Regions from separate parts of the Mus musculus genome. Here region 2 is linked to region 1. A link is a contact called in ENCODE Hi-C or POLR2A ChIA-PET data. All regions are on one chromosome and are shown on one strand. Each heading gives the region's core, a stretch centred on a gene start or an enhancer-like site at or near the end of the contact. The rest is flanking DNA. Distances are from core to core; before and after follow the strand shown. Region 1 has its middle 35 kb from the start of Sema6d. Region 2 holds the start of Sema6d (sema domain, transmembrane domain (TM), and cytoplasmic domain, (semaphorin) 6D).

The links. A loop is a pair of places that touch in the nucleus more often than their neighbours do. ChIA-PET counts read pairs that join two places held with the same protein, here RNA polymerase II (POLR2A).
Region 2: a loop to region 1 is called in a map of heart, with 2.8 times the contacts of the local background. The contact joins the promoter of Sema6d here to the enhancer-like site in region 1. A Hi-C loop is called at or near these places in 12 of 37 maps with a recorded cell type or tissue (gastrocnemius, heart and left cerebral cortex). POLR2A ChIA-PET finds 5 or more read pairs at or near these places in 1 of 5 experiments (Patski).

The regions. Positions count from the first base shown.
Region 1 is chr2:124,615,396-124,622,601 of GRCm38, reverse strand. It overlaps a transcript of Sema6d not described here. Among named protein-coding and RNA genes, the nearest start is that of Sema6d, 35 kb to the left of the region's middle. Within about 2 kb of position 5,006, at least 1 of the 3 ENCODE cell types and tissues checked has a DNase peak (open chromatin) inside an H3K27ac peak, as active enhancers do; it is heart, where a contact is called at or near this core.
Region 2 is chr2:124,651,355-124,657,548 of GRCm38, reverse strand. Sema6d (sema domain, transmembrane domain (TM), and cytoplasmic domain, (semaphorin) 6D) reads right to left here and starts at 3,968. Exons shown (of 18, transcript NM_199241.3): 1 at 3,806-3,968; 2 at 3,291-3,402; 3 at 2,693-2,753; 4 at 2,509-2,571; 5 at 2,295-2,396; 6 at 1,973-2,063; 7 at 1,420-1,539; 8 at 631-719. The coding sequence starts at 3,914.

The DNA of each region.
Region 1 (7,206 bases), core at 3,757-6,256:
AAGTGTAGTCTGGAAATACTGACACAAAAATTCCAGAAACACGTGACCCATCAGTTTCTTCAGCCATCCTGCTCAGTCTTTCTTTGTCTGTGATAACAATCTTTACCTGCCTAGGAAGGGCGTTTTATACGGGACTGTCTGCACTAGGTTGGCCTTTGGGCACCTCTGTGGGAGAGGCAGGAAATCCCCAAACCCCATTTCCTGGCAATGAGAACCCAGACTGTGTAAGAGTAGAGACAGCATTCTGAGCACTGGCATGCATGCATTCACTCACGACTTTCTGCTCTTGCCTGTGGATATAATGTGACTCCCGCTGCGTTGACTTCCCTATAACCTGGAATTGGGAACCAACCCCTTTGTATCCCTTAACTTGCTTTCTTCAGGGTATTTCATCATAGCAACAGGAAATGAAACCAGGGCACCACCCCAGCTGGTGCAGGAATCATCCCCTTATGCAGGGATACCATACTGTGTAAGTCACCTGCCTACCAGCCACTAAGCATCTGTCTCAATGATCAGCTGGACAGCTACAGTGTCACAGTGCTTGAGCCCAAAGGAACCCTTTCTCTTAGACATGGCTTCAAAGTCTCACAGTGATATAGTCAGTGAACACAACTGTCTGAGAGCCATTAAACTGCCACTTTTAATGGTAAAGCAAAACTATAGATGGCTATTTTGAAAGATACCAGACTAGCACAGCATTTATCAATGCGTACTACTGTAATGTTTCCATTTTATTATTAGCTACTGTTATTAATCTATTACTGTATCTAAATATAAACATTAAAGTTTATTACAGGTATTTATCTCTGTGTGAGGAAAGGCATGGTACATGCAGGGTTTTGGCACCCACTGGAAAAGGTTCTGGAAATTAACTCTCCATGGATGATGGAGACTATTGCATTCAATCAAAGATGGCACATTTGTTTTGGAGGACCACTTTCCTCTTTCCTGAAAAGAATTTGATGATCAACAAAGACATTGCTTTTCTCCCTGACTTTGGATATCAGCCTACAGCTTTCTGGAGTACATGCTAAACCAGTCACAGCCCATAAGCCAGATCCATCTCTGTCCTTTGAAGCTCAGGTGCCCTCTCAGTGTGACATGTTTAAGATGGGGGGGGGGTGGTTCTTCAGGGACGCAAGTGAAAATTACAGAGAGGCTGTGCTGTAGCAGTGCACCAACTCCCGAGAGCTGAATGAGGTACAGTTATTGCTAACTGAAAATATTATCTATGCATTTCTGGAAATTGAGTCTAAAAACTATATTAACAGCAATGAAGTATAAGTGATCCCCAAAGGAAAGGGCAGAGTGCTGTAAAATGTAAATGACAGTAATAAATTTGAAAAGTCGGGCTATCTGTTGCCTGGCTCTATGTGCACACAAGTGCATCACACTCAAGTTGGCTTTTTAAGTCATCATGGTATTCGTTCTTACAATGGAGGAAGATACAATATGGAGACAGATGTAGCATTAAAGAACCCCGTTATTAGAACCTTGGAGGTCCTAGGTACTAGTTTGCCCCCAAATTAATTTTGTTCTAAGAAGAAAACGGTGGCCAGTAGGTTAGCGCCTGTCTCGAGCCTCAAGCTGGTGGTCAAGCAAGGCTAGCTTCCAGACTCCTAGCTCTGCATTCTTAATCCACTTCTAAACTGTTCTGAAATCTTTTATGGTGACAGGTATACAGGGTGACTTTCAAAATTAGAACTGACTTTACACAGCAGATAGAAAAGAGGCCTTGAGAACTTTCTACTGCTCTTTGAGTTCTAGCAGAACATAGGACAGTAATTGAAGGACTGGCCTTTGGGGACTTCAAGCTTCACAAACCAGAGACAGTCATGGTCATCAGGGAAGGAGCACAATAGTCTTGCTTGAGAAACTCCATCCACTTGGCCAAGAGGCTGTGCCAAAATCAGCAAGTGACAAGACAGTCGCGTCTGTCACGCCTCTCCATCCACTTCTCCATTCGCCCCTGCCGAGTAGTCAGTCGCTTTGAAACACTTCCCCACAGGTCTCAGGCTTCAAAATGGCTCAGGTTCTCAAATTACATTCAGCCAGTTTTGTCAGAGAAAAACAAGTGGATTCAGGAACCACTTTCCATTCAGTTAGTAAATACCTTCCACATAGAAAACAAAACAACAACAACAACAACAAATACCCAACTGTGTATGTAGCATATTCAATATGGAGCATGACATGAAGATCAGCATAGGTCAGGTCTGGGTTGTTACCAAATAGCATGACTATATTTAAAAGCTCCCAATTGATTATTCTAAGAGCAACATAGCTTTTTCCACCACTTATGTCTATGGTTGGATTGTTTTCTCCATCAGTTAAATTGAGGAGATTTACAGCAAGTGGTGGAGATACAGGCTCCAAAGTCAGAACTGGGCAGATATTCTGACTCCACTATTTCATGGTCCTCATAAGGTCCTGGCCTATGCTAGGCAGAATAATGACCTCACCCTTGAGAAGCGTCAACCCCAGGGCTCCTGCCACCCTTAAAATATGCTACCTTCCTTAGCCAAAAGGCGATTAGGCTGAGGACTCTAAACCTGGGAACTAGTCATGGGGCGTCTCTGAGGCCAGAGTTATCATGTGGAAGAGGGAGGCAGAGAAGTCAGGGATGCAGAAGCCAGATAGTAACTGCAAACATGGAGGAAGGGGCAACCAGCAAGGACTGACCGTAGCCACGGAGATCATAGAAAGCAAAGAGAAGCGTTTGCCCCCAGCACCTATGTGCCTCCATATGGGCCCACTGACACACATCACAGACTTCTGCTCCTTCTGACTATGAAGTTATAAATCCCAATTGCTGTGGGTTACTGGTTTGTAGTCATCTATGAGAAGGTGACATTCCTTCAGGATTTCCTCAGAGATCTGTGACATTCCCTACAAAATGGGAATAAAACAAGCAGGTGTCCCAACACACTAACACAGGACCCTGGGAGAGTGTAAATAACACCTTTCAGTGCTCCACACAGACTAAGAACCCAATGCTCAGTCATTACGGCCATGACAGTATTCCAGCATAAATGTATCGACGGCTGTTTACAATGAGCAGTGATTTCATTATGTTGTAATGGCACCTTACATTTTAACAGCACTTTCATTTCCATGTATTGTTGTATCTGACACTAACTATAATTTCACAGGGCAGCAGAGCATCAACAGATGAGGAAACTTGATTGGCTGACCATGGATGGAGATCGGGGCACCTGCTTCTAAGTGCAGTGTGCTACGACCTCAGCATGTGATATGTATCAATAGATACAGAGTAGCGATAAGTGATGATAACCAAGGGTGATGGGGTTGCACGCTCCAGACACTCTTCTTCTTCCCATGTGGGCTCAGTCAGAGGAGTTTCCAGCCAGGCCTCAGTGCCATTCTCTCAAGCATGGAAAAGACATACACATACACACACACACACACACACACACACACACACACACACACCTCTGTCTAATGTGTCTAGTCAATTGTGCAAAGCACTAGGGGGAAGAATTCCATCCTGACCACAGCAGGCAATCACCTGGTGCCCTGAAGCATGAAGTTTGATTACCCTTATCTCAGTTTATCATTGCATCAAGAACTGTTGATAGGAATACTGGCCCAGGGCCCCGCTTATGAAATGATACAGGCCAGTCAGCAGAAATAAGCCAGGCTCCTTTTTTTTTTTTTTCTTTCCTGATTTTTCCTCATGGTGGAAATCTTTTACAAACTAGAGCTTTTAACAATAAGCCTCTTTAGCTTGCGGTGTGTTTTATTGCTTTCTCTTTTCTTTCATAAGCTAACTGAGATGCCCTGGGCTGGCAGGAAGAGCTCATGTCTAGCTAGCAGCCTGTTCACACCCATCTTGCTATCAAGTAATGTGTTGACATGGGAACCTGCAAAAACCCCCGCCCTGCCAGATGCTAGGCCATCAGCAGGTGCCTGGCTATCAGGGATTCTTGGGCTACACTGGAGGCTCTTTTCTCAAAGAATAGTCAACAGACAATAGGTGTTAGTTACCTGTTAAGTCTGAGGGAGGGTTAGGGTTCTGGGAACCTGCATTTTAATCTGGATGATGTTGATGAATTTTAAAGTTCAAGGACTACCCATGGTGATGGGTCAGAAGCCTGGAGTAGCTCAGGACTGTGCCTGAGTGTTTATGGCAGGGTTCATCAAGCCAAGGAGCCACCAGCCCAGAACACACACCAATTATTGAAACTGTTCTTTGACAGTACTAGCAGTGGACTCCAGGTTCTGACGTCATGTCTCTCACACAGCAGACATCTGGGATCTTCAACAGAAGCACGGAGAGGCTGAGGCCGGTCTCCAGGCCACCTACAGCAATCCCTTTCCCAGCCTGCTTGAACCAGTCACCAGTGTATGGAGGTGCTGTGGAGCCGGTCACAAGCCACACGCCAGTCAAAGAGCAATGCCAGAGTCACACAGGCTCTGGAGCCAGGCTGTCTTTATTTTTACCTAACAGACAGTGGTATATTTAAAGCACTGCTGCATGCCAGCCACTACTATAATGCTTTTCAAATATTAATTCATTAATGTCTCACAACAGTCTTCAGACACAGGTACTCCTAGAACAGTCTCCCGTTTATAAGCCTCAGAGAGGTTAAGCAACTTGCTCAAGATCACACAGTTTATCCATGGAATTACACTCCCTCTCACAGATCCTAGCTCCCCCCACTTTCACTACTGAGTAGTGGTTTAACTTAGGACATACTTATTCTCCCATGCCTCAGTTTCTTCCTCTGTACAATGAGTATGCTATTCAATGTAGCCATCTTAAAGGATGCTGATCAAATGATTTAGCAGATTTGCTTTCCTGTCAGGCACATCGTGAGGATTCACATATGCCAGCCCCTTGCTCTCAGCCTTACATTCTCGGGGGCGGAGAGACGATTAAATGAGACAACATATTTAAAGTGCTAGGCACAGTGCCACAGCGCAGGGCAGACACATAGCATGCACTGTTATTATTAGCCCCGCTGAGCCAGGCCAGCTTATTTTAGATTAGGTTTAGAGGCAACTGTACTGGACACAGGGGAGCCGTGTGCCTTTCTCTTCAAGCTACTGTGCAGGCGGCAGATCAACGGCTAGACTCAACAGGCTCTCTGTTTTAAGTCATTGGAATATTCCTAAAAAGTTTGTTTCCCATATTGGATTTGTTCATGGTTAGACCTCTCCCTACTGACCTATTTTGTAATTTCTGATTGATGTTTAATTGGCAGCGATGCTTCGCTAAGACTATCATGCAGAGCATTAGCTTGTGAGAGACTTGTATATACCTTGGGACACTGAGCCAGGAGCAGGTACAAGGCTTGGGAAAGCAGCTGACTTGACCATTCCGAATGTCCCCATTTTCACCTTATTCCTCCTTCATTGTTACACACTCTAATAAGCACACTTACAGGACAGAATGTCTGTCTTTCCTCCCCCCACCCCCCCACCCCATGTTTATTATTGGCCATTAAACTTAACTGTGTGTTGATTCTAATTTACATTAACCTCTGGGTTAACAATGGCTACTTAGCTTGGAGGAAGGTTTGGAATGGGGAAGGGGGAGTCACAGTGTTAGGGAGGAAATGACACAGAGAGCCAGCCCTGGTATCAGAAAGTTGCCCTGGAACCACAAAGGAAATGTTCACTTCCTAAAGGATGCAGTCATAATTTTCCAAGTCATTTTCCTCTATTAGGAATAAGCTGCCCCAGCCTCAAACCACTCTGTGCAGGCTGCCCGCCAGGGGAGACTACATCTGCAGTACGATAAAACTCGCTCAGACATTTACTACATTTGCTAAACACGTGTGCTTCTCCCTCTGCTGACCTGAACCAGGCCACAGCCTTAGGGAGCTGCCATCTAAATGGGCCTTACACTCCGGTCCATCTCATTACCATGGCTTCAATGTTGTTATTCTCATCTCTATTTCTTGTCTCCACATCATCTTCTTTCCCTTCCAGAATGCACGTTTAAAAACAAAAATTGAAGAGTCTTTGTTTAAAGTCTTTTCGTGTTATAAAGCAGACAAATCAACAACCTAGGTTGTTTCTGCTCAGTACCTCCGTGAGCAGAGGTCTCTCGCGCTGGGTCCTCACTACTGAGTTCCTGTATACATGATCCACCTGCAGCTGACATGGGGTTTTCACCACTCATCACGGAGCAGTCTGAGTTGCCCCGGATTGATCCCATGCCTTCTGAGGGCTTACTCTGTGAAGCCAGCAGCTCAGGGACACCCAACACATCTTTGTGGGTTGCACAGCCAACTGCCACTGCGCACCTGAAATACAACTCTGCAGTAGGTAAGGACTCAAATGCAGACATCTGACCTTGACCCCAAACCCACCCCATCCCAGGCCCTTTGCCTAAGCTGTTCTCTATGCCTGGAATGCCTTCTCTGTCAACACCTCCCCCACCACCTCTCACTGTCCACCTGTCCAAGTCCTACCTAGTTCAGGGACCAGCTCAAATATCAGTGGCTCCACAGGGCCTTCCCTGACCACCCTTGCCAGAAATAACCTCCCTTTTCTCAGCTTCCACAGGCCTGGGTGTATCATCTCTGGCACTTAAAACACACCACATTCTACTGTGGCTATTTGCTTAGAGCTCTGGAATCGTGTCATGTTCCTCCATGAACTCATGCAGAGGAGACCCTCGGTCAAAGTTGAATGAACACGCTTGTGACAGTGACAAGAACAGAAACAGTGGAATACGATCACTACTTCTGGGGTCTCTCTTTCTTCGTCTATTGCTTTCAGATCTATCTTTCTCCCATCTGCCAATTACCCAAGGGAAGTCTGAGATCTTCCAAGCACTCCTGTGGTTACAAGTGCGGTACTGGCAAAGGTAAAGGGTCTAGCTTCCTGGTGTGCTGATGGTCCACTGAGGAGCAGAAGTGTTTTCTTAAGGCACTTCCTCCACTCCAGTTCTTTTGTGCCAGTGCAAACCATTGCCTCTACTGCTAAATGCAGACTCCAATAACAGGCTAAGTGGTTGCAGGTCCTCCTGAGGCCTTATTATGCATGTACTGACACACTGAATGCTTACTCTTGAAACCTATATTTCCTTCCCTTAAATACATGTTGAAAACCCTAAATTTCAGCATCATGTGTAATGGCAATGAATATCTGGTTTTAAGTTTTCTCTCCCATAGGAGTTCTGAAGGAAAAAGCACAATAACAAAAAGTTACTGCATGGGAGAAGGAACA
Region 2 (6,194 bases), core at 2,719-5,218, 36 kb before region 1:
CAAAGGAAACAAAAGAAAATAGATGTCTGGCTCAGAACCAGCCACCTCCTCCCTGTACTGCCGCACAGTTAGAATGCATGAAGAGCTTTTCTCACTCTGACAAGCATGCTCCGTGAGACCTGAGCGATCTATCTTCCCAGCTAGATGAAAACCATGGCTGTGCGTCTGCCTCTAACTTTGTCTACTGCTTCTCATATTATTAATAAGATGTGTGGTCCTTGAATGTGGTCGTAGAAGAGTCTGCAATACTTAAGGGGCACGTGGGCTTTTACAGAAACACTCCAAATTGAACAGGGGTTCCCATTCTCCATTCTGCCTTTGACACGGGAAAGGATGAGACCATCAATGGCTTTCTAAAGAGTAAAAAAGGCCTCCACTTTCTATGGTGATAGAAATAAAAATATGAAAGCTTTTGAAAGCCCGAGGAGGCAGCTGTTCCCACTCTAAGCATTGTGAAGTATTTCCCAGCAGTTAGCGGTACCATCAGCAACCCAGCTCCCTTACTCGCCCTTAAATGCACTCAAGTGAGCCCTTTGAAACAGCACAGGAGAGCACCCATCACCCTTCCAGAGTGGGTGCGATTTCGTTCAGCTTAAGTCCACAGTGTGCACGTCAAACACATATACTTGCCTTGCCTAAGTTATTATGTTCCACGGCGATTTCTCTGAAGAAGAAATAGACATAGTTTCCATATTCTATGGCATGAAGGAAGTGTGGTTCTGAAAGAAAATTGAAAACAAACCATTCTTGAAGGATAATTCAGTTAGTGGAGGACCCCCAACTGTCGGCTCTGTTATATAACCATACTTGGAGCCATGATTCTAAGGCATCCTGATATGGGCGTGTTCAAGCTTCAAGAGCCCGTGTCTTTAAAGTCAGCTAATGGACTGTAAAAAAGAAAAAGGCCTGCAGCGAACTGAGCTACAGCAAAGGTCTTTGTTTTAACAGATTTATTCATTAACCTCTTTAACTAGGGAAGAAAAATCTCATATTGAGAATTTTTTAAAACCCTTGATTTTTCAGAATTTAATGAACAAGATGGCTCTATAAATATGAACTCATCAATTCTCACTAATAAAGTTTCAAAATGGGTAGACGTGTATAGGAAGGTAGTATTGTGGTATGGGAGGGTAGTGCTGTAAGCATTTGGAGTTAGGACAATTTGTCACACAAAGACAAAGCATCTACTTGTTCACTTTTGCTTTGGCCACTTGCATGACTGCCTGAACGAACTTATTCCCTGACATATCTACTAGTCTGTTCATTCCCTGCCAATGTCATATTTAATAAGCAAAACTCCATGTGCTCATTCTAGATGAGCAAAGTTATGCTCCGAACTTCCCATTGGCCTTGACTGCTGCTCCCAGTTAAGCCTTCTAACTCTTCCCCCAAGCCCCAAGGCAACGCTCCTTTGGGCACCTTTGATCCACTTGGAATCGTATTTTATTGTGCGAAGGGCAGATCCATCTCCCATGCTTCTGTAAATGACAGCATCACTGGCCAGGAAATCAGCCACTGTGGCAGAATAGAGTTTTCCATCTGAAACCAAAGTTATAATTTGGTAAAATAACCATGATTACTTATAGGGTGTTAGCACAGCTACCCTCTGCAATGTTTCACCTGGCACCATTAGCTATGCAATAAACTACACGAGTGCTCATCCCTCAACCTCTAACTGGCTGTCCTACGATATTACCTAATTTTACAGGTGAAGGATCTAAGCACCCAAAATTAAGCGATGTATTCAGGGTCAGTTAATAATAGAGCCCCGTGTAAGAATACGTATACTTGTCACTGAGATTCACCTGTTGTTTTTTTCACGTATTCTTCTTAATAATTTGTTCGCAGGCTTTAGCCTTTGAAACGTTTGTGTCAAGGTCTCTATCCAAGGTATGAGCTTTGTCTTCCTTTAAATTCTCTTGCATATTCAATGCCATTAATCAGTGATATTCAAAACACTGTAGCTTCTTACCAGCAAAGAGGGCGACATTGGTTTGTCGGGCATCAAACGGGCATCGTGCCAGGCCACTAATTTCTTCCCCATCATACTCTAACGTTCTCAACTACAAGAGAAAAAAAATCGCTTGTGTCACATCTGTTCAATGTACTTGTTTGAAGGTAATATTGCTTTATTTATACTGAAATTCTATTTGAGGGATTCTGTTTTATATTCTCTTATAACGGAGATAAGATAAATCTCTGGGTTACAGCAGAGAAGGTTCAGCTCTAATAGTATACCAGTGAAGGAAATTATAGTTGAGGAGGAAAAAATTCCTCTTATAACCGATACTTACCCTATAGTATCTGCACATCGGGTTGAAAGCATTGGTACCACAGACAAAAACCATCTCATCATTTCTTGGGACAAAGACTTTGATGAAGTTGTGGCATTCATCCTGAAGGAAAAAAAAAAAAAATCACACGGCAGTCAGACATCTCCCATGGTGATGTCATGGTGGCAAAGCCACCGAGAGGAGACTGTGGCAGGCACCCGTCCACTGCACTCACTTTATGCTTGCCTTTCATAGCACAATTTTCTCGATCCTGCTGTCTGGACCTCCACGTCAGCTTCTAGATTAAGCAAGTAAAATCAAAGTTTAGTGTTAACTGGATGCACTTTGAATGGGGGGGGGGGCATTCCTGAAGCTCCGGGGAGTGCGGATACACTCGCCCTCTGTAGCTAGCTGCTCACCTTGCTTGGTATCACCTCTGTTTGGGGGATTTCATTTAAGTTCACTGTATAGACTTGATCCCTGTTGGAAACAAGGCAGTTCAGTCATACCTTGCGAATGCATCAATGCTATATGCTGTTTCTTGTTTCACCTCTACAGATCTGCCATTACTGTGCTTTGAAGATCATCTGGCTTCTCTGTGACTTGAACAAAGTCAACAGGGTACTTTCTCATTAGTGAGATGCTTCTATGCATTGCTGCAGCCAGGACAAGCACAGCCTTTCTCTCCAGGCTTGGGGCAAACTGACTGGGCATAAGCACAGACATATTTCTGATATTTGCCTGAAAAAGTCTAAGTTAAGAAAGAATAAAGAATGATTTCCCCCAACCCCACTGCTTTGGGACAAAATAATGATGTGTGATTTCTGGATGTGACACTGAACGCTTTAACTTTGCTTTCTATCCTGGTACCCAGCACGCTCTTCATGAGAGTATTTTTTGGCTACTTGCAGTTTTTGATCACAATCACATATTAGTTTTTCATGAACTAGACACATTAATGCAAGCACCACAAGAGAAAAGAATTTTAATCTAATAAACCAACGAAAGGAAAATTACCTGCCAGCAATATAAAGTGTGTCTCGAATTTTCAACATCAGCTGAAAGTCCAGCCTGTGCTGCGATTCGTTGCCTGAAGGGCGTCCTCTAAAAACCGGATATTGCCTTGAATCTGCAAGTAAAAATGGGCTAAACCATCAGTCAGGATTACAGAGCTGAAGAATCAATAGCCAGCATTGATTAGCTGTATATAGCACTTGTAGGAAGGGTTTTAACTAAATTCCTCTCTTAAGGTCTTGAATATAAATTAGTAAAAGATGGAGAATTGTCAGCAAATGGTCTTTTTCTTTTTTACTGAAAATATATAATCTCTATGTCTGGGCTGCTGCAGGATGGCGCCCAACAGAACTGGCTCAGTTTCTGCACAGCCGAGGGAAAGACTGCAGATGATTTAATGTGCAAAACATTGTAAAGACATATTAAAATTTGTCTCTGATGCTGAAAATGAATAGACCTAGGCAAAGACAAACAAAAGGCTTCCGTTGCAAACGAGGAAATGGCTTTGTGTGACTTACAGTGATAGTCAACCGTGTTGAGGGGCTCATCGTCTTCTGGGAAGCTGACCGCCCGTAACCTGGAGACCAGAAGGAACAGCACGCAGAACCAAAGCAGAAGGAACCCCATGGTTGGCCAAGAAGAAATCTGAGCTCCCCCTCCTCAGAAGTCCCACTTAGCTACCTAGAAGACAAAAGCATTATGGAAAGACCTTTACGCTGTGGTGAAACTGGTTTCTCGTTTGTAGCCCGCTCAAATTTTTGCCCACCTCTTTCTATAGTTCCCTATTTATCAAGAGACCTAGCAGTGGTAGACAGGTATCTGCAAGAACAGACAAAAGGCAGCACCGAGCCAGGCCTCGCTGAAGCACCTGGTGAGCATATTGAGGCTTTCGGTACATTTGCCAGAATTTTGAAGGCAACTCTTTGTTATCACAGCAAAATCTCCAGAACCCCACACAGAAGGGTTGGCTCCCAACTTGGCAAGGAAGTGGGCAAAAGAGGGATCCGAATTTTAATTAAACTCCAATCTGCATCCCTTCCCCCAGTCCTGAAATACATAGATACAACATGTTTCTTTCTCCCAGGAAAGACCTAAACTGTCTTGAAAAGCCAGAGCTGATGACCTTGTCCTCAGCCACTGTTGCCGTAGAGCATCAAACATCTAGATCTAGCTGCTGCAGGTCCAGCATCGCCGCCCAAGTCACAGTTCTATATTCTGAATTAGGTGTTTTGAAGACCAACGTGGAAAGAGGTCAGTGACCTTGTATTAGGGTGAAAGGGATTGAAAAGAAATAAAATGATTCCATGAAAACCAATCAGTAAAGCAGGGAGTGACAGAGTAGGCCAGCTGGTCCCCAGCCTCTAGGGACACCTAGATTCTAAAGTAAAACCATTCAGACCCAAACCAATACTCTAAGTACACTGCCCTCTTAGTTTTATTGTTTCTGTTTTTGAGCTGTAGGAGGCCTTGGGGACCCTCAAGCTTAACACCTTCCTTTGTTAAATGGGAAAACTAAGGGCTGGCAAAAAGAAGGAATTCACTCTGACTTTCATGGTGACTTTAGGGCAAGGCTGGGGTCTAGATCAGTCAGCTGAGTCCCTGACCAGACATATTGCTCCAAACTAGATTGAGGAAATAAAGGGGCGTGTTTCTTTCAAACAGATGGTATTACAAGGAGACTTTTTGAGAGAAATGGTTATATTCATCATTTTTATTGAAGTTATGTTTCACAGATATTAAATCACACATTAAATATGTACAGTTCCTATAGATCAATAACCCAATAAAACTATGAGAACAGAGTTAAAAGATCTGTAAATGTTAGCAACTCATTGGAAAAAAAAATTGGGTTTTCTGAGCCAATGGGAGAGGCGTGATTGTGAGATACCAAGGGTATGGCTCTTTACACAACCAAAGCTGTCAATGGTTAATATAATAGCTTCTGTTTGTACACTTAAGAACCATGGAGGCAAGTTATAAACAGCCATCTCAAATTCTGGAGAATACAATCATTCAGTAAATTGAAAAAATGTAAATATGCACTGTCCACACGTATTTTCTTTTGAATTAAAGTGTAAGTGTAATACATGAGTAAAACTGTACTTTTAAAAAACAGGCCTAGTTTTCTATGGAGAGAATAATGTTTCTAAAAAAACCTCTGTTGATAGGCAATAGCAGTTAAGTTAATAAACAAAAATGCTTTGCAAAGTATGATGGGGTAGCAATGGTGGCAGCACCATTCTGCACTGAGCTTAGACTGGACAGAACTCTACCATTGCTGGCTAATGGACCCCGGGAACGGGCTTCAATCTCTAAGAGAACCAGACTCCTTATTTATAAAATATGGGAAAAGCACTTCTTCTCACCAAGAAAAAAATGAACTAAATGCACAGTAGATTCTGAGTAAAGTTAGAGCTGTGGCTGGCCAGGCTGACCTCAAGAGTCTGGACAAGGTCTGGTGAAAAGAGGAGCTAAAAACGGGTGGCGATTTATCCAACTTTCCTTGCAAATGAAAGACTATTTAAAAATGCTCAAGGACGACATACAGAATAAATTTTATAGCTGGTTCCTACTTGTCAGTCCTTATCAAACTTTCTCTTAAGAATTTTACCAACTCAACTCCAAGGCAGCTCATATTAATTTGTCCTAGTATTTCTGCCTCCTGTTTTCAGTTGTAACAAGGAACCTTAATCCCTTTGCTACATCTTCCAAGCAGCCTCTCCCTGACTTGTTCCTAATGCTTTCTGTTTGTTCAGACCCTAGACAGTTCTAGCAGCCTAAAAAGACTAATGTGCTCTAAGCACCAAGTTTGCCTGTGGCACCAGTCCCAAACTGCATCTTCCGGATGGAAAGTCACTTGGCTCTTTCTGCCCAGAATCGTGAAAAAGGATCTCAAACACTCATTGC